Linked DNA regions of Homo sapiens: region 1 is linked to region 2. A link is a loop called in an ENCODE intact Hi-C map of the cell type or tissue named here. Cell type or tissue: MCF 10A. All regions are shown on one strand. Links, peaks and the distances in the headings refer to the core of each region. The heading gives the core; the rest is flanking DNA. Region 1 has its middle 11 kb from the start of GPM6B. Region 2 has its middle 83 kb from the start of GPM6B.

Evidence for each region. A loop is a pair of places that touch in the nucleus more often than their neighbours do. Peaks named below come from ENCODE experiments on the same cell type or tissue, not always from the same donor. Only the 100,000 strongest peaks of a DNase experiment are listed, where the experiment ranks them.
Region 1: it touches region 2 in a loop (2.1-fold over the local background); 2 of 110 quality-filtered maps call a loop at or near these places.

The regions. Positions count from the first base shown.
Region 1 is chrX:13,823,208-13,833,054 of GRCh38, reverse strand. It overlaps a transcript of GPM6B not described here. Among named protein-coding and RNA genes, the nearest start is that of GPM6B, 11 kb to the right of the region's middle. RefSeq lists an enhancer at 4,284-5,483. In MCF 10A, for the core only: no CTCF peak of the experiment used is centred there; DNase peaks (open chromatin) are centred at 4,454, 5,144 and 5,514.
Region 2 is chrX:13,895,663-13,905,509 of GRCh38, reverse strand. It overlaps a transcript of GPM6B not described here. Among named protein-coding and RNA genes, the nearest start is that of GPM6B, 83 kb to the right of the region's middle. In MCF 10A, for the core only: no CTCF peak of the experiment used is centred there; DNase peaks (open chromatin) are centred at 1,899, 5,729, 6,699 and 7,229.

The DNA.
Region 1 (9,847 bases), core at 1,256-9,255, 73 kb after region 2:
GGCTCAAGTGATCCTCTTGGCTCAGCTCTTGAGTAGCTAAGACTACAGGCCTGAGCCACCAAGCCCAACTGTTCCTCAGATTTTGACCTTTCCTCTGAGATGATCTAAATCTGCAGATTCTGTGCTATGAAAACATTGTGTGCTTTTTAATGACTTAAAATATTATTGGTAGATTCCATGAGATCACTGAGATTTACTCTTCATTGGTTGCCCTTTCTACCCAATAGGATATTTTATGTTTGACCTGGCAGGGATCATTATTTCAAGTTGTCCCAATGCTTTTCAATTTTCAAAGGCCACTGACTATTTAGTGGATTAAAGGACCTAAATGACTTCATCCTACTTCTAATTTCCATCCTAGAAGGTAAACAGATGAGACAATTGAACAGAAGATTGCATTTGAATAATGTGAATATATTTTAAAATGTGTGGCCTTGTCTTAGTGTGAATTATCATCAGCAATAGACCAAATGAAATAGCTCCAATTTTTGTGCAGTTTGTGTTTTATACCAACCGTGGACCACCCAAGCAGCTGACCCAACAAGGCACTGGTTTTCTGTAGACTTTAGTCTGAGGGCCATTGACTTACATATCTATAAGTCCTGGGTACTTTCCTGAACTAGCAAAAGCAAGAATGCTAACATCAGAAAGTAAATTTCGGATACTTCAACAAGCCACATGTTGGTAAATTTCAAATATTTTGTCTAACTGCGTGTTGGATAGTCACGTTCTTCTGTAAATTAATGGTTTTCAGTCTTTGGTGTATCTCAGAATCACCTGGTGTGAGGCTGCTGGGTCTAGGATGTTCATCTCCCTTCATTTGAGTAGGTAGCTTCATGAAAGTCACACTTGCAGTAGAGTCAAAGGAAGGTGACAACTACATGCTCACTCAGATCACCTGAATCCACCCTGCCAGTTAGAGGGCTGGCAAATATATTCCTCCTAGTCTATCAATAGCCTGTTTTTTTAATTGTAAAAAGTACATAAATATATTGTTTTAATTATATTTAACAAATTGTAATTCCCAGTTCATGAAAAGATCTTAACCAATCTTAAAACTCTCTATCAGATTTCTGTTGAGGGTGGGGAAATACATTCGAATGTTAAGTTTGGTTTTTCAATTTTTATATATTTGATAGCACTAAATTTTATCCATTTTGTTTCTAAAATACATCTCCAAGCAGATAACAGAGCCTGAATTTTATTATAAAATATCTTTGTAATGGTTTTATTGGTTTATCTTTTCATTTTTTGCTCTTAGCAATCTGAAGATAATAATTTCAGTGTAACTGCTTTGAGAGGTTGAAGGGCACAGGTTAGTAAGATCAAGGCTGAGAAAAACTTAATTGCACCATATACTTTCAAAGAAACAGTTTTGACATCTTGCCCCAAAGAACGCCAGGAGCCCAGTGGAATCCATCCCAGGGTTGGATGATGTTTAGAGGTCAGTAAGAGCAGGTGCACAGTCACTTGACCTGTACAGTCAGAGGATGGCTTAGGTCAATAGGAGTGGTGATGGAGCTGGGGCCATGCCTGCTGGGTTGTAGGGCTTCCTACCTGATGTTCTTTTTTCCTTATAACCATCCTGCTGAACTGGTCACTTAAGACCTAGCGTATCTTAGAGCCAGGACAAGCTCTATAAGCATCTTGTCCATGGCCTCGTGACTGGCAAGTGACAGAGCCAAGATTAGAACCTTAGAACCGAGACCTCCCAATTCCCATCCCAACCATCAGAGCCAACCATCTCAATAGATTTTTGAGACCCTAAATGTTTAGACAGGGCCTGATTGTAAATAAACCAGTTTCCATGTGGGTCCCCCAAGCCATTTGTGTGTGTGTGTGTGTGTGTGTGTGTGTGTGTGTGTGTGTGTGTGTGTACTGAGCTCTTCTACATCCCTTTACTCACCATATATTGGACCGTAAGCCTGTGCCTGCCTTGTACTATAGTATCCATAGCTTATTTATGAAATGTCATTGAGCCAGTAAGGGGAAGGTACCAGTGACCTGCCACAGCAGCAAAAGAACAGACTCCTATAGAATCATCACATACACCCTTAATCCCACTGAAATTGCATTAGCATGCCACCACATGGCCACAGCGACCCCTGCCCCCTTTCCCTTGCAGTGACAATTTACTGGATCAGGCCTTGCAGTGAGGGGCCAGCTTCTGAACTTGCAGAGCCAGGTACAAAATGAAAATGCAGGCCAGTTGTTCAAAAGGCAGGAAAAAAGGGCCATTCACGATACTAAAATAAAAACGTTTCCCTTTCTTCCAGTTTCTCTCTCGATTTGTCAAGACATTTTTGTTTGCAACTTAATGTCATTTTAAATTATTAGTGTGAATCTTACCAACCATCCTTCAATTGTACAGTGCAAATTTTAGATGCAAGTTTAAGACCATTTGCCATGTATGTGGGATCACTGACACACAATTTGTATTTTGTAGCTAGTACATACGTGTATTTTATACGAACTAGAACAGTGGAAATGCTGCACAAAGTTAACTCAATTGTTTTGATTTTACTTATTGATATTAGCACATCCTCAACACTCCCTCCCTGTGGCTTGCTAGTAAGTAAGGAAGAACTGAAAGGAAAAGGAACTCGGTTGCCCTATCTTTCCCTTTCCTTCTGGATTATTTTCAGTTTAAGTGCTTGGCCAATACAGGGAAGTAACAGGAGTAAGGAAGGATATGGTCAGGTTCCTTGGTCATTCATGTCTCTTAGAACTCCAGTACCTTCTTTCTGCATTTGAAGCAAGTTGAGCTTAGAACAGAAAGTGTGACCTTTAGGACTGTTCACACCAGTGCTTACTTAGTCATAGATGGAACATGCTTACCTTTTACGGACTTTGAGTCCTTATTGAACTCCCCATGCACCAGGGATTCACAAGAATTCTGAGCTCATGGGACATCATGAATGTGGTATGCAAATGAGGTGGCAAGGAGCACGTAGCTCCTTTGCTCACATGCGTGCATCATGGTCCCGTTGGACTTCACTTGAAAACACAGGTTCGAAGATAAAATGATTAAGAATTTCAAGACAGTGCCATCAGAGTATTAAACCAAGCTTCAGGCCCTTCTGAGGGCAAGGCTCTATGCACATCACATGCCCCTGAAGCTGACCCTGCTTGCCTGATTCTCTGACATGAAGAAAGAAATTCCACTGTGCTTTAAAAAAAAAAAAAAAAAAAAAATTCAGGACAGATTTAATTTGGACTTGAGTACCCAGGTGTTAGCAATATCCTACAGATTCCAGAAAACAATTTAGTCCATTGTTGAAAGAGTACCCTTGAAGGCATGTCTTTTTTTAATCCCATTATCTTATTCATCTCAGTTCCTTTTATTTATTTGCAACTTAGTCAATCTCAGGTCTCACATCCAAATTGGACCTCCTCAGGGAGGACCATGCTACAATTTGAGGACAGAGCACAGGTCTGGGGTGGGACCGGGTGGAGTGGGGAGTGCCCCTAGAAATCCAGGCCAGGCAAGGGCACAGAAATGAACTTTTCAGGGTCAGGGAAAGATCTAGAAGGACGTGAAATCACCAGCTAGTCTTTCCTCTCTCTACCTCTCCCTGGGACCTGTATGATGGTGGTGGGAGCATAAAGGACTTTGAAAATAGAAATAGCATTTTGTAAGTGTCATGTAGGAGGTATCATGCTGAGGTGCTGCATGCAGTGTTACACTCCTAACAATAGCCTTATGGGGGAAGTTCTCTTATGAGTCCTTTTGGTAGACAATGAAGCTGAAACTCAGGAAGGTCACATGGTATCATAAGGCTGGTAAGCATTGGAGTGGGGCTGGCAGGGATGCTGGACAAGGTTGCAGACATGAGAGCCTTCCTGAGTTGCGGAAGTGTGTGGCCCCATGTTTTATCAGAGTTTGAAGGGGAACTCCAGATTACTAGGTTTTGGGGAGATAGTTGCAAGTGATGGAATAGCCATTCTGAGTGAAGCTTTCTTTGGTGGTGACCTGGAATCTCTGAGTTCAACAGTTGATGCTGCTGATCACCTAGTCACCTGGGGCCTTATTGAGCTTTTGTTCCTGCCATCATTGCTGCCTGACTCTTGGTTTCCCTACTCTGGCATCCAGTGGCCTGAGTCAAGGTTCAGCTCAGCTTCTGACCAGCTTCTTGACCACCTTGGCCAAGTCCGTGTACAGCTCCCTTTGGTCTTCGTTTCTTCATCCATGCAAGGGGGATGGATACTGTCATGAAGGCAAAAATGAAAGAACTTGGGTTAAAGTTATTGTAGTAGTGCTGGTGCTGAGGAGACCCTCAGCTTTGAGTGTTGGCTTCTGTCCATTCCTCCTGAGCTACTGTCACATCTCATGTGGGTGCAGTGGGTCCTCTGGACACAGCGTTGAGCCCAGTCCATGGGTTCCTCATATAGCCAGCACCTTGGCCTGTAGCAAATAAAAACAAACCACTTGAAAGGAACTCGCCAAGTATCCCTGATAGCTGGCACTCACAGTTTGTTTGTGTGATGACTTTGCGTATTAGTCATTTTCCTGTTGCTTATAACAAGATACCTGAAATTGGGAAACTTACAAAGAAAAAAAAATTATTTCTTACAGTTACGGAGGCTGAGAAGTGCAAGGTCCAGGGGGCTGCATCTGGTGAGGGCCTTCTTGCTGATGGGGACAGTCCCAAGGTGGTACAGAGCATCACATGGCAAGGGGGCTGAGTGTGCTAACTCAGGTCTCTCTTCCTCTTCTTATGAAACCACCAGTACCCTCCCATGATAATCCATTCATCCATTAACACATTAATTTATTAATCATGAATGATTAATTATCATGACCCAATCACCTCTTAAAGGACTCACCTTTCAGTACTGCCACATTGGGGATTAAGTTTCCAACACATGAAATTTGGGGATACGTTCAAACCATAACAGTTGGTGATAGTTGCAGAGGAGCATGTACAAAGATTAGAAAAATATAACCAACCCCTGGGTTTGTTGGATGCTTTCTGTTGCTCAGATCATTGTGACATGAGCACTGTAGGAGGGGTGGATTTGAAGGGGTCTGGTTCCCCAAGAGGTATGTGGGCATCTGTGTGCCTGCATGAGAAAGCACCTTTCCTGGCAGCCCGACAGGTAGAAACTCATTAATCCACACATTGACTCTATTTCAGGGAAAGATGACGTCAACTCCTGCATGTTGAAGGCAGGGAGTGGCTGAAACAGCATCAAGGCGTGAAGGCTTCCCTGAGCCACCCTGAGTTCTCAGAAGGGTTCTTAAAGAAGTCACGTCATCTTTATCGCTACTTCTGCTGCACTTATCCCATAATTTTCCAACTTCTGTTGTGAGAACTTTTACAGCCCAAGTGTCCTGTGATTTAACCTTCAATTTGGTAATGTCTGTCTTCCTTTAGCAAAGCAGGCTGAAGGTGTTGAGATCCGCCTACCTTGGGAAGCTTTCCATGGTGGCACAGTATTGAAGGTTAGGCCTCATCCAAGTTGGCACAAGCCTTTGTCTCCAACCTGGGTGGGAGGAAGGTCAAGGCAGATGAGTGTCCTTTCAGTGCAGGGAACTGCCATCCAGGGAGGCTTGCATTTATAACTGAGAGACAGCGGGGTGAGTTAGAATGCTAAGAAGGGGGAAATGGGCTGGGCGTGGTCACACCTGTAATGCCAGCTATTTGGGAGGCTGAGACAGGCAGATGGCTTGAGCCCAGGAGTTTGAGGCTGCAGTGATCCATGATCGCACCACTGCACCCCAGCCTGGGTGATAAAGTGAGACCTGGACTCTAAAAGAAAAAAAAAAAAAAAAAAAAAAAGGAAGTCGGTAGTTCACCAAGGAGGCTTTCTAAAGGAGATGGACTTTAGCCCGTGCCTTTCAGGAGGGGACTTGGAGCTGGGGAGATGGGGAGACAGTGCGATTGGGATTTTGGCAGATGATATAAGGCAAATCCTCAGCAGAGCACCCCGGGTTCCACCAGCTTTGTGGTTGAGTTGCAGACTCTTTGAGTGAGAGAATAACCCAGCCCCGGTGGTTTCTGCTGAACCGAGAAGGAACTGCTCCAGAAACATGACAGGGATTCCAATAACGGCGGTTAAACAGCTAACAAAGAGGAGTCTGGAAGGCTGGCCCTTGTTCATGTTGGCTGGAACATGCTGGGTAGATGAGTTAATTGGGGGCCCTCACAGGGAATGCTCATTGTGCCACTCTTAATGAGAGAATCCAAGTGCCCCATGGGATGTAATAATTAGGAAGCATGTTGTCAGTAGATCAGCTGTCTGTCTCCTGATGTATGCCTTGTGTACACAGGAAGAAATAGAAGCTTTCCTTTAAAAAAAAAACAAAAAAACAAAAAACAGGGTCTCACTCTGTCACCCAGGCTGGAGTGCAGTAGTGTGATCATAGCTCACTGCAGCCTCCAACTCCTGGGCTCATGCGATCTTCTCACATCGGCCTTCTGAGTAACTGGAACTATAGGTGTGCCCCGCTACACTTGGCTATCTTGTATGTATGTATGTATGTATGTGTGTATGTATGTATGTATTTTAATAGAGGCAGGGTCTTTCTATGTTGCCCAGGCTGGTCTTGAACTCCTAGGCTCAAGCAATCCTCTGCCTTGACCTCCCAAAGTGCTGGGATTACAGGCATGAGCCACACTGTACCCGGCCAGAAACTTTCTTAAAGCTAGTTTAAAAACCGATCATTTGGTCCTCATTTCCCATTTTGGCTTTGTTTCTTCAGTGTGGCTCTGTCATGTTGGGGCCCATTCCCCTCAGGATGCTGAGACGTAAGGTAAGGGTATTCCTTGTCTCCTTCACTCTACCTCCCTAGGGTCTCTGTGCCCCTGGAAACTCAGCCCTACTCAGGTCCCCGGGCAGTCTAGACTCAGGGCAATCCACCTACCTCACTAAGACCCAAGATCATCGTGCCTTCCGTTTTGTCACCCATAAAACAGAGCTGATGCTTTCTCCTTCTTAGGGCTATGAGGTGAACTAAATCAAGACACAAATGTACCCTTCTCAATGCTGGACAGGTTGCCCTTTTAACCTCTCCATCCCTACCACCTCTTCTAAGATGAAATTCCTTAAATCTTGGAGTTGGATGACTTTTCCTTTTCCCTCTATTTCCTCTTCCTCACTTCCATTTCAGAAGGAGAAGCATCACATCCTGCCACCCACAGCTGGCCCTCTTCCTCTCCTGTGATCTCCATTCATCATCTGTCCATCTTCACCGGCATCTTTTGAAACCTGTCTTTCAGTGGCCGTCACTGCCTTTTCAGCATAAGACATGTTTGGGCCTCTCTTCCTGACTGTGTTTTTCTCCTTAAGCTGCCTGCATCTTTCTCTGGCCTTCCCCTCACCACCAAATTTCTTTAGAAAGTGGGCTGCCCCTGCTTCCTCTTCTTCACCTCCCAACCGAACTTCTGTAGCCCCCCTGTAAAGTGGTTTCCATTCCAGGCTTTGCACTGATGCTGGCAAGGACATCGGAATTTTCCATTTCAGTGGCCTTTGCCAAGTCCTCGCCTTCTGGTTGCCTTGACTGTGGGGACACCCCCTCCTTCTTAAAATTCCCTCCTCCTCTGTGACAGGGCCCTGTCCTGGATCTTTGCCAACATCTTGTGCGTCCTTCGAGGGTGGTTCTCCCACTAGAGATCCCCTGAATTAGGAGGCACCTGAAAGGTTTTCTCCTCTGTACCTTCTGCCTTGGCATCCCACCCACTCCTGTGATGATAATAGGTTCCTCTCTGCTGGTGGTAACGCTCAAGTCTTCATTTCCAAACTCTGCTTAGGTTGAGCAGCTGCACAGACACCACCCACATGGCTTCCAAACTTGATAGTCCTTCTCACTCTCCTTATCTGGTGTGGGTAGGATTGTGTCCCCCACCCCCCTCAAAAAATATGTTGAAGTCCTAACTCCTGCTACCTATGAATGTGGCCTTATTTGGAAGTAGGGTCTTTGTAGGCATAATCGAGTTAAGATGAGGTCATACTCAATGAGGGTAGGCCCCAGTCCAATGTGACTGGTGTCCTTATAAGAAGAGACACAGACATACACACACAGAGAGGACACCATGTGATGACGGAGGCAGAGATGGAGTGATGCATCTGCAAGCCAAGGAACGTCAGGATTGCAGGCTGAAAAAAGGATCTTCCCCTAGAGCATTCAGAGAAAACATGGAAAACACGGCCCCGCCCACACCTTGACTTTGGACTTCTCAGCTCCAGAACTGTGAGAGAATAATTTCTGTTGTTTAAAGCCACCCACTTTGTGGTACTTTGTTCTGGCAGCCCCAGAAAACCAATACATCACCCGATCTCTCCAGTTCCCTATGGGACTCACTATCCTTTTAGGGATCCAAGCTGAAAGTCTCAGGATCAACCCTGAATCTCTCCCTCTTGCCTTAATACCCAGCTTTTCATTTCTGCCTCAGGTGAGTATGCAGTCCCCACCTCTTCCCTAATCAAGTATGGTCGCCCTGACTCTGCCCTCTTCAGTCTCCTATCTGTCCATCCAGCTGCCCTCTGGACAATTTTCCTAAAACAGCTCTGATTGTGTCACCATCATCGTAGCACACTTTGTCTGTTTCCCTCCTGCCTCCAGCAGTTGGCTGCATATTGGAATTACCTGGGGAGATTTGAAAGCTCTCATGCCCACCACACAACCCCATCTGTCAAATCAGAATCTCTGGAGGTGATGCCCCAGCATCAATATTTTAAAAACTTCCCCTATGATTCCAGTGCACAGCTAGGCCTGAGAACCATTTGCTGATAGAATATCACAATAGCCAGACAAAGCTTACGGAAGAAAAGATAGCTCTAAGGCAATGGTTCTCAACTGGGGATGATATTACCCTCCAGGAGACACTTGGCAGTGTTTAGAAACATTTTAGGTCATCAGAACCGGGGTGGTGCTCCTGGGCATCTACTGAGTAGAGGCCAGGGATGCTGTTACACATCCACAATGCCCAGGACAGCCTCACAATAATGATCCAGCCCCAAACATCACTAGTGCCAAGGTGGAGCAATCCTGATTTAAGAGCGAGGAGAGGAGCAGCAATACCGACCTTGACTTTGGGACAGACAGATGCAGTAGACACCAGTGCTGAGGAGGCACATGCCCCCTCATGCCGCAGTACTGCCTGTGCTGTGCCCATTTGGCAGCCCAGTATGTTGAAACTTTTCATGCAGCACCAGTTTCCATCACAGGAAGCCTCAGCCTGCTGGTGCCAAACTTATTCTCTTGCTCTCCTTTTGAAAATGAGGTTCAGTGGAAGCTGGGTGCGGTGGCTCATGCCTAATCGCAGCACTTTGGGAGGCTGAGGCAGGCGGATCACTTGAGGTCAGGAGTTTGAGACCAGCCTGGCCAACATGGCAAAAACCCTTCTCTACTAAAAATACAAAAGTTAGCTGGGCATGGTGGCACACGCCTATAGTCCCAGCTATTTGGGAGGCTGTGGCAGGAGAATCGCTTGAACTCGAGAGGCAGAGGTTGCAGGGAGCCGAGATCATGCCACTGCACTCCAGCCTGGGAAACAGATCAGGACTCTGTCAAAAAAAAAAAAAAAAAAACCAGGTTCAGTGGAATGTTTTTGTCAGGAGAGAAAGGGTCATTACAACTCAAGTTGGCTTTTGCCAAACTCAGCAATCACTGTTTTGGTGGCTCCTGAGGCTCCTAATGAGGACACTGACAGTCGTTAAATAAACAAGTGATTAAGTTGAGAAGAGACTGGCTAACAGAGGTTCCATGTGTGCTCATTGTCATCGATGTTAGCCAGTTTCATGACAGTGACCTGCCTGGGCTCCACCTCTACCATTAAAGAGAAACACTAGCAATGACGGCTTATAGTTCACGTAGCTTTACCATTTATAAGCATTTTCCTAT
Region 2 (9,847 bases), core at 1,157-9,156:
TCATTGCGTTTCTTAGCACCACGGGCGAGTTTGGCATTTTACAAGGTAGCTCACTCTGAAAGGTAATTTTATCATAGTATTTAGGAAATATTCCACGTCAGCCACTGAGTTTAAGAAACTGTGTGAAGAACTAAAATTCTTCATAGAGCCACATTTGAGTATGGAATGATTTGGTATGCTGGAGGCCATAGCACATCTTTGAACATCAAATAATTGGATTTTTTGAGCATCAAATAATTGAATTTTTCTTTTCTTTTCTTTTCTTTTTTTTTTTTTTTTGAGACAGGGCCTCACTCTGCTGCCCAGTCTGAAGTGCAGTAGCATGATCACAGCTCACGGCAGTCTTGACCTCCTGGGCTCAAACGATCCTCTTACCTTAGTCTCTCGAGTAGCTGGGACTACAGGCGTGCACCACCATGCCTGGCTAATTTTTTAATTGTAGAGATGAGGTCTCGCCATGTTGCCCAGGCTGGTCTCAAACTCCTGGGCTCAAGCAATCCTCCTGCCTTGGCCTCTCAAAGTACTGAGATTATAGGTGCGAGCCACCACATCTGGCGTGATTTTTCTTGAAGGCAGATGTGGGCCTGAACTGGAGGAAGCCTGCTCTGAGCCTCACTCTATCTTGATCCCAGAAATAAATTTATTGTATAGCCTTAAGTTTTAGAGAGTTCAGGACACCTAGAGGATGGTTGTGGTGTAAACTGCTTGCCTGGTCAAACCTTAAGGATCTGCTTGGACTCTTCAGGACACATACCCCGAGAGTGTCAGGCCTGAGCCCCAGCTGGTCCCAGAGGTTTAATTCCTAGCACACCTAGTTTGTCTAACGTAGGGGTCTGCAAACTGTGTCTGCAAAGAGCCAGATAGTGAATATCTGTTGCAAGTAAACGGTGTTGTCGTAGTACAAAAGCAGCACTAGATGATACGGAAGTGAATGGGTGTGGGGCTCTGTGTCGATATAATTTGATTTGTGCTATAGTTTGCTAACCCCTGATCTGGAGAGAGGGCTCCCAAACAAGTGAGTCCACATGCCTCCAACAGGACTGTGGGGGATAGAACTCAGGAGGGATTGGGATAGGAAAAAAAATCTATCTGTATTGTCACTAACCTCTAACTGAAACAGCGTTTGTTCTCTTACGAATACAGGCAGCAAACCAGTGACTTAGCAATACTTGTGACTTTGGTCATTAATAGAAATCAAAGGTAATTTCATATCCCATTACAGTTATTGCAGGTATCTCAAAATATCATTAAACTCATCACTACTTTGGAAGTGTATGTTATACCTCCACTAGCATTAACAGAACATATGTATTCTACATTTATATAAAATTAAATGATTACATATATTTATTATATATTATGTATTTCAAACTTGTTTTTTATTTTGATGTATTTCAATTTAGTTTTCTTTCTAATGCTATGTATATTTTTTCGTGCATTTAAGAACATTGTTCTGTAAAGGAGATCTGGAGGGTTCAGCTGACTGCCCAGGGAGTCTAAGAAGCCCTGTCTAACTGGTGTCTTCATAATGGGGAGAACCTCCCCTTCCTCAAATGATCCTATCCCTCTCCTCCCAGCCACTGAGGGGCAGTCATCTCTAGCTCTACGGAGATGCCCCCACCCCATTTTCCCATATCATATTCCACCCAGCCTTCAAAGCCCTGCATGAGTCCACCTAGTCCTTTGTTCCTCTGGCTCCACCACCCTGGCTGCCAGACACAGGCATTCACCCCCGGCCCGTCTCATGGGGTGTTCTATTTGTTTAGTTTATGTTTCAGCCCTAGTGAGAGTCAGTTCTGGAATCCAATGGATCTGTGATTCCTTGTTGGAAGGAACCACTTCTCTTGCGCTGAGTAACGCATTGGTGTTGGATGACGGTGTTCATGATGACGAACTTATGCTGTCCTGACCATGCCTGGAGACTGGCCCTGCATTGGAGAAGATCCAAGAGTCTGCGTGGTAAAATGATAATGAACGTGAGCTTAGGGGCAGAATGCTGATGTGTTTATTCTGCTAACTATGTGCTTTGGGCAAGTGCCTATACTTATTCTCCCTGAGCTTCAATTTCCTCATTGGTAAATTGGGGATTATACTTACCTTTCAGGATGACATCAAGAGTAAATAATATACTGACTCTAAGAAAAGTGCCTGGAGTGGTGCCTGGTGCATGGCAAATGCTCAGTACCTGTGAGGTAGTATTTGCCTGGGCTGGTTGATGGTTGGGCGCTGGGGGTTAGCCTGGTATAAATCGAGATTTTGAGGTGGTCCTGTGAACCCAAAGATGCCTTGAGACCCTGCGTGGGAGACAGATGGAAGGAGATGTCTAAGCCTGGTGTCAAGGTGCTCTCACCTTGCAGAATCACAGTGGGCTGTGGTGGACCAGGAGAAGACCCCTTAACAAAGTATGGGAGTGAGTCTGTCTAAGTCAGCTAGCCCTTAATGAGGTCCTCCTCGAGTGAAGCTCTGATTCTGACACCCATGTTAGGTTGTGGTCATTTCTAGGACCCAGGGTCCAGCCCCAGAGATTCCTAGATAGTTCTAGGACCATCTGGTGGAATCAAACTATGGATAGACCCATTAATATCCAACTGGGTCCTCTTTCGTTGAGTCTCCCGCCCTCTTGAGGGAGACTGATCTTTAGTAACTTCTTTATGAGACTGGGTCAGGTGGGCCTCCTGTTGTTGTCTGTGGTGCTGCAGGTCATGTGCTTTGGTGGGCACCAGTAACTGTCATTGGAATTGCCAAGGTGGTGGGAATAAAGAGAGATGGGCTTCTCTGTGATTGAATTGAAGTTTGGTTGTGAGTGTGGGTCATGAGCCCTGACCGGGTAGGAGACAGAAGCCTGTGGTTCTTCTCCTGGTTTCCTTAGGGATTTTCAGCTGGCTCTTGGGCAGCTCCTTCAGGTGGTAGCTGTTGTGGCAGAATAGAAGAGTGCTGGACTGAGGAGCAGAGACCTGGGTCTCATGAGATCATGAGATCAAACCACTTAAACTCTGTGTGCTTAAGTGACTTCGTTGGCAATAGAGTAATACCCTCCCTGAAGAATAAATGAGGCGATGTTGAGAAAGCATTTTATGAGCAAGCCATTTTCATTAATGCAATGGGGGAAACATGCTATGTCTAGCTTAGAGGGCTGAAACGGTCAAATGAAATAATCAACGTAAATGCTAAAAAAAAAAAATCCAGTCCACATTTATGGAATTGCCTTTATTGACAAATTGAGCGAGGGTAAACATTCGTGTATTTAAGGCATGGAGTGTTTCCCAGTTGCTTTTGAAGGTACCCATTGTCACAAAGGAGTAAAGACCTTACTAAATGGGATCTTATTTGTATTTCTGTAGCAAAGGATTTTTGTTAAAGAAGATTCAAACTCAGAGATGGTAGACTGAGTCTGCCAGGAAAACCACACACTTATACTCCTGTTCCATAGTCAACTAATATTCTGCTTCTGCTACAAACTTAATGATCATATAGGAATTATGAATTTAGACCAACAAATGCCAAAACTTGAACTATACAAGTGTATAGTTTTAGTGTAACTTTGTGTTGTCACTTTTTGCTTCTATGTGACACTTAGCAATTCTTTTTTTAAAATAAAACAACATTAGAGGTCATTTAATTGTAATGACAAATAAAATCAGCAGGTAGACTTAGGATTTCAAAGCATCTCTTTCTTGGTTGGGAAAGCTCCCTGGAGGTCCAACTTGTAGTCCTAGGTTGAGTAGGGATCAATAGGAGAATTTACTGAAGGGGCCCTATGCTCAGTTTCACCAAGTTCACAGCCAGGTTCTTATGATCTGCATCCTTCAGGTACAAGTGTGTGTTCTCTACTCCAGTAGCAGACTTGAACCCAGAGTCCCCAGTACAAGGAAGCACATATTTTTGGATTTTGCCGTGTGACCTTGTCTGGCTGGCTGGACTTTAGGAACAACTGGTCCTCATCCCTGGCAGGTTTAGGGGGAGAGTGAAACCAAGTCAGATGACTCTGAAGCTCCTTCAAACACCACGACAGAAGGAATGGATTGAGCAAGAATAATTTTTATAGACTTGGAAGTTTGAGTCCTTTTTTTTTAAAAAAAAAAACAAGGAAGTGGGGCATTCCAGATGGTAACACAAGAAACCAGGGAGATGAGAGCAGATGAAACCTTGAGGGAGAAAATGAAATTCTCTCTGAATTAGGAGAAGCGGCTGCTTTCCCTCACATCTTCCTGTGTCTGTAACTAGCTTAGTGTTTGGGATGCTTATTTTCTATTTTCTCTGCATTTTTTTAGCTGCCTCAGTGACCACTTGACCATTTATGCCGAGGCAGTAGTGGATGTTTCCAATTCAGTGCTCCTTACCTCTTAGAAAGAGAAGGATTATGCTTTCTTCATGATTGTGAGTCAGTCTATGTTCAGATTTACATTCAACTAATATTTTTCAAATATTGGCCCAGATAATTTCAAGATATGCTATCTGATCCTCAAAACAATCTTATAAATGAGGCTCAGAGAGGCAAAGGGACATTGCAAGTCATACAGGGGTTTGCATATAGCCTCCTCTCTGTAAGTCTAGAACCATCTCTGCAGCTTCCTCCTGCGTTCACCATGTTGTGTGACTTTTGTAAATACTTGAACTCTATGGAAACTCAGGAATGATGTGAAATGTTATTAGTTGGAAGCCTTGTCAGAGAAAAATGGGCTAGAGAGTTCCGTTTGCAGGCTTGAGACTATAGTTGATGGGTCTGATTCTGAATTAAAACATCCTTTAGAAAATAGATCCCGCTTTTTTTAGAGACTATCCAAGATTTAAAAGTTAAGCAGCTTTGGAATATAGCAGGCAGATAGTTCTCCTGTAATGCTTGCTTTGAAACCATGAACAATGTGTGCATAATCAGAATCTTGGATTTGCTTAATACCATTTTTTCTTGCTGAAACATTAGGTGAATGCAGAAAACTGCGCCCACCTGAACTACATGACGTCAGAATACACAAAACACGCACGTGGCACAACCTCATATGTCTACAGCTACCTCAGTTTACCCCGCGTGTTAAGAGCCACACCTGTCCATACCTGGTGTTATGACTGTCCCTCCAATTTCGGGTAACCCTCCCTCCAGCCCTTCCCAGTAACTCACCAACCGCAGCCCTTCCGACACCCACCCCACAGCCAACTTCAGGCCTTTTTCTAGGCGAAGTGACACATTTATTGTTGTGTTTATGTATTTCTTAACTATTTAATGTGTGTAAAATGGTGCTACTATTTTTATTAGGTTGCAATCTTTTTGTAAATGTCACTGATTAAATTTTTGAGTGTTGCTTTCCTAACCCCATTTTTCCCATAAGCCCTGTGTTTTTTATTGTGCATTTTGCAAAGAGTGATGATTTTTAGGACCACCTATGAGGCATTACCGAACAAGTGACTGTGTGAAGCTTTTGGACTAAACCTTCCATCTAACTTCACTCTATTAAATGAGTTATTTTCAGGATAAGACAGTCTCATCTATTTACAAATACTTTATCATATAATGAAGTTCTACTTATGATTTATTCAGAATCCACACAAGAAGGCGTAGATTTGCTCAAGGAACAAAATTAATGACATTTTAAAATCTTACAACTGGAGAGGATGATTAATGGGAAAAGAGCTAACATTTCATGAAAACTAGCTTTATGCCAGGTCCTGTTGGATGCCTTCCAATAATGACTGCATTTCATTCTCATGTCAACCTGTTCGGGTGGTAGGGAATTTTGGCATGGAGAGAGTGAAAGTTGCTCAATGTCCGTACAGCTCCTAAGTGACTGGGCTGCGAGTCACCACTGAGGAGCAGCCCATCTGGAGGTATGATCACAGCAACATGGGCTCCAGACTGTTCTTGGTCCTTGTTGTTCATCGTCTTTCCCATTCCATACTTGCGTGTTTCTGTCTTCTGACACAAATAGACTACTAGTGGGTTCCTGTGGGTTGCTGCTGACAATCCATCCATTTACCCAGGCTACATTTTTGTATCCATTTTTTTCAACCTTTTAATTTTTTATCACCCCACAACCTGGGAGACTTTTTAAGCATTTTTTTTCCTAATTGCCTCCCTATGCAATCTTTTTTTTTTTTTTTTTTTTTTTTTTGAGACAGAGTCTCGCTCTGTCATCCAGGCTGGAGTGGCACCATCTCGGCTCACTGCAACCTCTACCTCTTGGGTTCAAGTGATTCTCCTGTCTCAGCCTCCTGAGTAGCTGGGATTACAGGCGCCCACCACCACGCATGGCTAATTTTTGTATTTTTAGTAGAGATGGGGTTTCACCATGTTGGTCAGGCTGGTCTTGAACTCCTGAGCTCAAGTGATCTGCCCACCTCAGCCTCCCAAAGAGCTGGGATTACAGGCATGAGCCACCATGCCCAGCCCCTATGCAGTCTTAACACCCCAGATACACTGCATATCTGTCTATGTGCTGTGTGTATATTTGTGCTTTATATGCATTAAAGAGTAAAGTTGTTTTTGCCCCTCAAGAAGTCATTTTCATCCTATTGGGGTGATCTTGCCTGTGTTGAAAAGGCATGTTCTGTATCTTCAGTTATTTTTAATATGTAGATCCGCTTTTAAAATTAGTATCATGCTACCTTAGAAGCATATACCTGAGTTTGTGAAGACAAGCCCCCTTGTCTGGGCTGTGATTCCTAGTATCTTATGATGAGCCCGACAGGATGACACAGCCAGGTGACTCACATAGAGCTAAGCTCTGTGAGAAAGCGAGGCCTCAGAGGTAGCACATGATTTCCCTTCTTCCAGTTTCTCTATATAAAGAAATAAAGAGCACACATCAAACCAAACATAAATGGAAAGAAATCAATGGTTGAATGACACATGATTCTGGCTTGTCAGCCCTAGTTGGCACCTTTCGCTCCAAATCATCATCTTTCTAAGATACTAAATTATAGATTCCAACCAAGGTGATTAGTGCTGCTCACACTTTAATGTGCATTGGCATCACCCATGAATCTTGTTAAATTGCAGATTCTCATTCAAGTAGGCCTGGGATTCTGCATTTCTGACAAACTCCCAGGTAATACAGCCACTGCTTGGTCCCAGAACCATACTTTGAGCAGCAGTAGCCTAAGAATACACAGAGGCAATTAAAACTAGCTCTCAAACTATTTTAAGAATTTCAGAAAGCCGAAAGCAGTGGTTCTCACTCAGAAGCGATTTGTTCCCCAGGGGCCATTTGGCAATGTCTTGCAGACATTTTTGGTCGTTATAACTAGAGGATGCTACTGACATCTAGTGGGTGGAGGCCAGGGATGCTGCTAAATAGTCTACAATTCACAGGACAGCCCCCATCAGAAAGAATTATCTGGCCCAGAATATCCATTGTGCTGAGGTTGGAAACCCTTGCCTAAAGGAAATCACACACTTACTCCCAGTAAAGCAGCATGGACAAATACAGATACCCTCTCTCCTTGGCAAGAGTGATATTCAATTCAATGTGATAGCCCCAAATAGTTTGTAGTGGTCAAGCTCTGCAGTTGACATTAATAGATTACTCTAACTGATATGGGGAAGTAAGTTAATTGTAATATAAAGAAATGCAGTTAAGCAGATTAAAAGGAAAACACTTTTGGAGTCATGAGCTGTCAGAGGAGATTTACATGTAGCAAAGGAGACCCTGCTGGTTGAAGGATGGGAATGCCTGTCCCTTATTGGGCAGGAATTGGGTGGGCTGACCAGGCTGTGTACGCCTGGCTGGCACTGTTTATTGGAGTGGTGTTCGAGCGAGCCCATCTGGACATTTTTGGAACAAACTTGGGACATTCCTTTGGCCTTCTGAATATGACTTGCAGCTGGGTAGGGAAGTAGTGCAATATTATCCACAGATTGAAGATTCTTTCAAACAACAGAAATAATCAAGAATTCACTGTGGAGGATTTTCCCCTCCAGAGAGTAACAGATAGATTGATGCGTAGATCTAGGTATGCTTATTAACAAACCATTCCTGTTTCATGGGATGTACATGTGGCAGCATCTGGATTATTTAATGTGTTAATATAGTCAGTTTGTATATGAATAATTTAAAACAGTAGCAAGAGATAAAAGTAGCTCATCTGAAGAAGGGTTGTTTGAGAGCTTTTTTTCTGTCAAGTATAATTTTACTCTCAGGTTAAATGAAATTTATTAAGATGCAATTTGCTCCTGGGAGGTATTTGTGAGTTTAACCACAGTCTGTCTTGGAAGATATTATGACAGTAAGTAAATGTCACCTGGATAATACTGATCCATTCACAGAAGGGAGAAAAAGTGTGTTGGGTCAATTAAGGTGGTTTAAAAATGTGTTGACTCTGAAGAAGAAAAGTATCTAAAGTACACAACTCTAACAAATCTCAAGGCCAGTGGGACTTTACAGACTGAGCCCAATTGTGTTGAGTCTGTGTATTGTATATACTTAACACAAGCAAACACAGACTTTTTCTACAAATGAAAACATGTCTGCTGAGCAGTTGACTCAGTCATCTGGAATAAATGTTCTTTATTTGTGTTTCCATGGGTAAAATCAAGTTAATGAACTGAACCATCACAATTTCTCTTATTTAATTTTTAAAACTCTAGATTACCCTGTCTTCTATCTCTATGTAATTCCTGTGTTAGAGCAAACATAGGAAATTGTCAATATGGCAGAGTGCGGTGGCTCATGCCTGTAATCCCAGCACTTTGGGAGGCCGAGGCAGGTGGATCACCTGAGGTCAGGAGTTCGAGACCAGCCTGGCTAGCATGGTGAAACCCCGTCTCTACTAAAAATACAAAAATTAGCTGGGTGTGGTGGCACACACCTGTAGTCTCAGCTACTTGGGAGGCTGAGGCAGGAAAATCACTTGAACCTGGGAGGCAGAGGATGCAGTGAGCCGAGATCACACCACTGTGCACTCCAGCCTGGGCGACAGAGCAAGACTCTGTCTCAATTTGAAAAAAAAGAGAGAAATTGTCAATATGGGGCCATGTTTTACCTACAAAACTAGCAATTTCATGTTGTTCTGTCTAATATTACTTAGGAACATTTTAATTCTTGCATTAAAAAGTAGCTTTTATAAGCATGAGGGTTAATATCTAGGCATAATGTGTTTTCTGAACAGCTGGCTCTGTTTTTCGTCTCTGTGCAGGATATGATTTCACACCAGTAACCCTTCAACTTGGGGTGACACCTTTCATAGGAGTCATGGTAGTTCTTTCTGTTATTTTTCTAGCCATATGGAGGTCTCATTTCTCTTAATTCTTAAAATGATGGACTACCTGTCTTCTAGCTGTATATTATTTACTTTTTTGTTCATAAGCACCATACTTAAGATTTTTTTCTTTTATTTTTAAGGAGAAAAAAAGGCTGCAGTGAGCTATGATTATGACACTACACTCACCCAGGATGGAGTGCAGTGTCATGATCATAGCTCACTGCAGCCTCGACCTCCTGGGCTCAAGAGATCCTCCTGCCTCAGCCTCCCAAATAGCTGGGACTACAAGTGTATGCCACCACACACGGTTAATTAAAAAAAAAAAAAAAAAGTTTTTCTAGCAACAGTGTCTCACTATGTTGCCCAGGCTGGTTTTGAACTCCTGGGCTCAAGTGGTCCTCCCATCTGGGCCTCGCAAAATGTTGGCATTACAGGAGTGAGCCACCATGCCCAGTCCCATATTTAAGATTTTTCTAAAGCCCTAATTTTAAGATTTTCAAAAATGCTAATTGTATCCTACTGTTTCTGCCCCAAGAACCAGACACCTAGATCTCAAGATATGGACAGGTATTTATTGGAAAGAAATGAGGATTTTGAGGTCATAGAAGTGTCTAAAACATCAAGATTTATTAAAATGATTTTTTACAGCTGATGT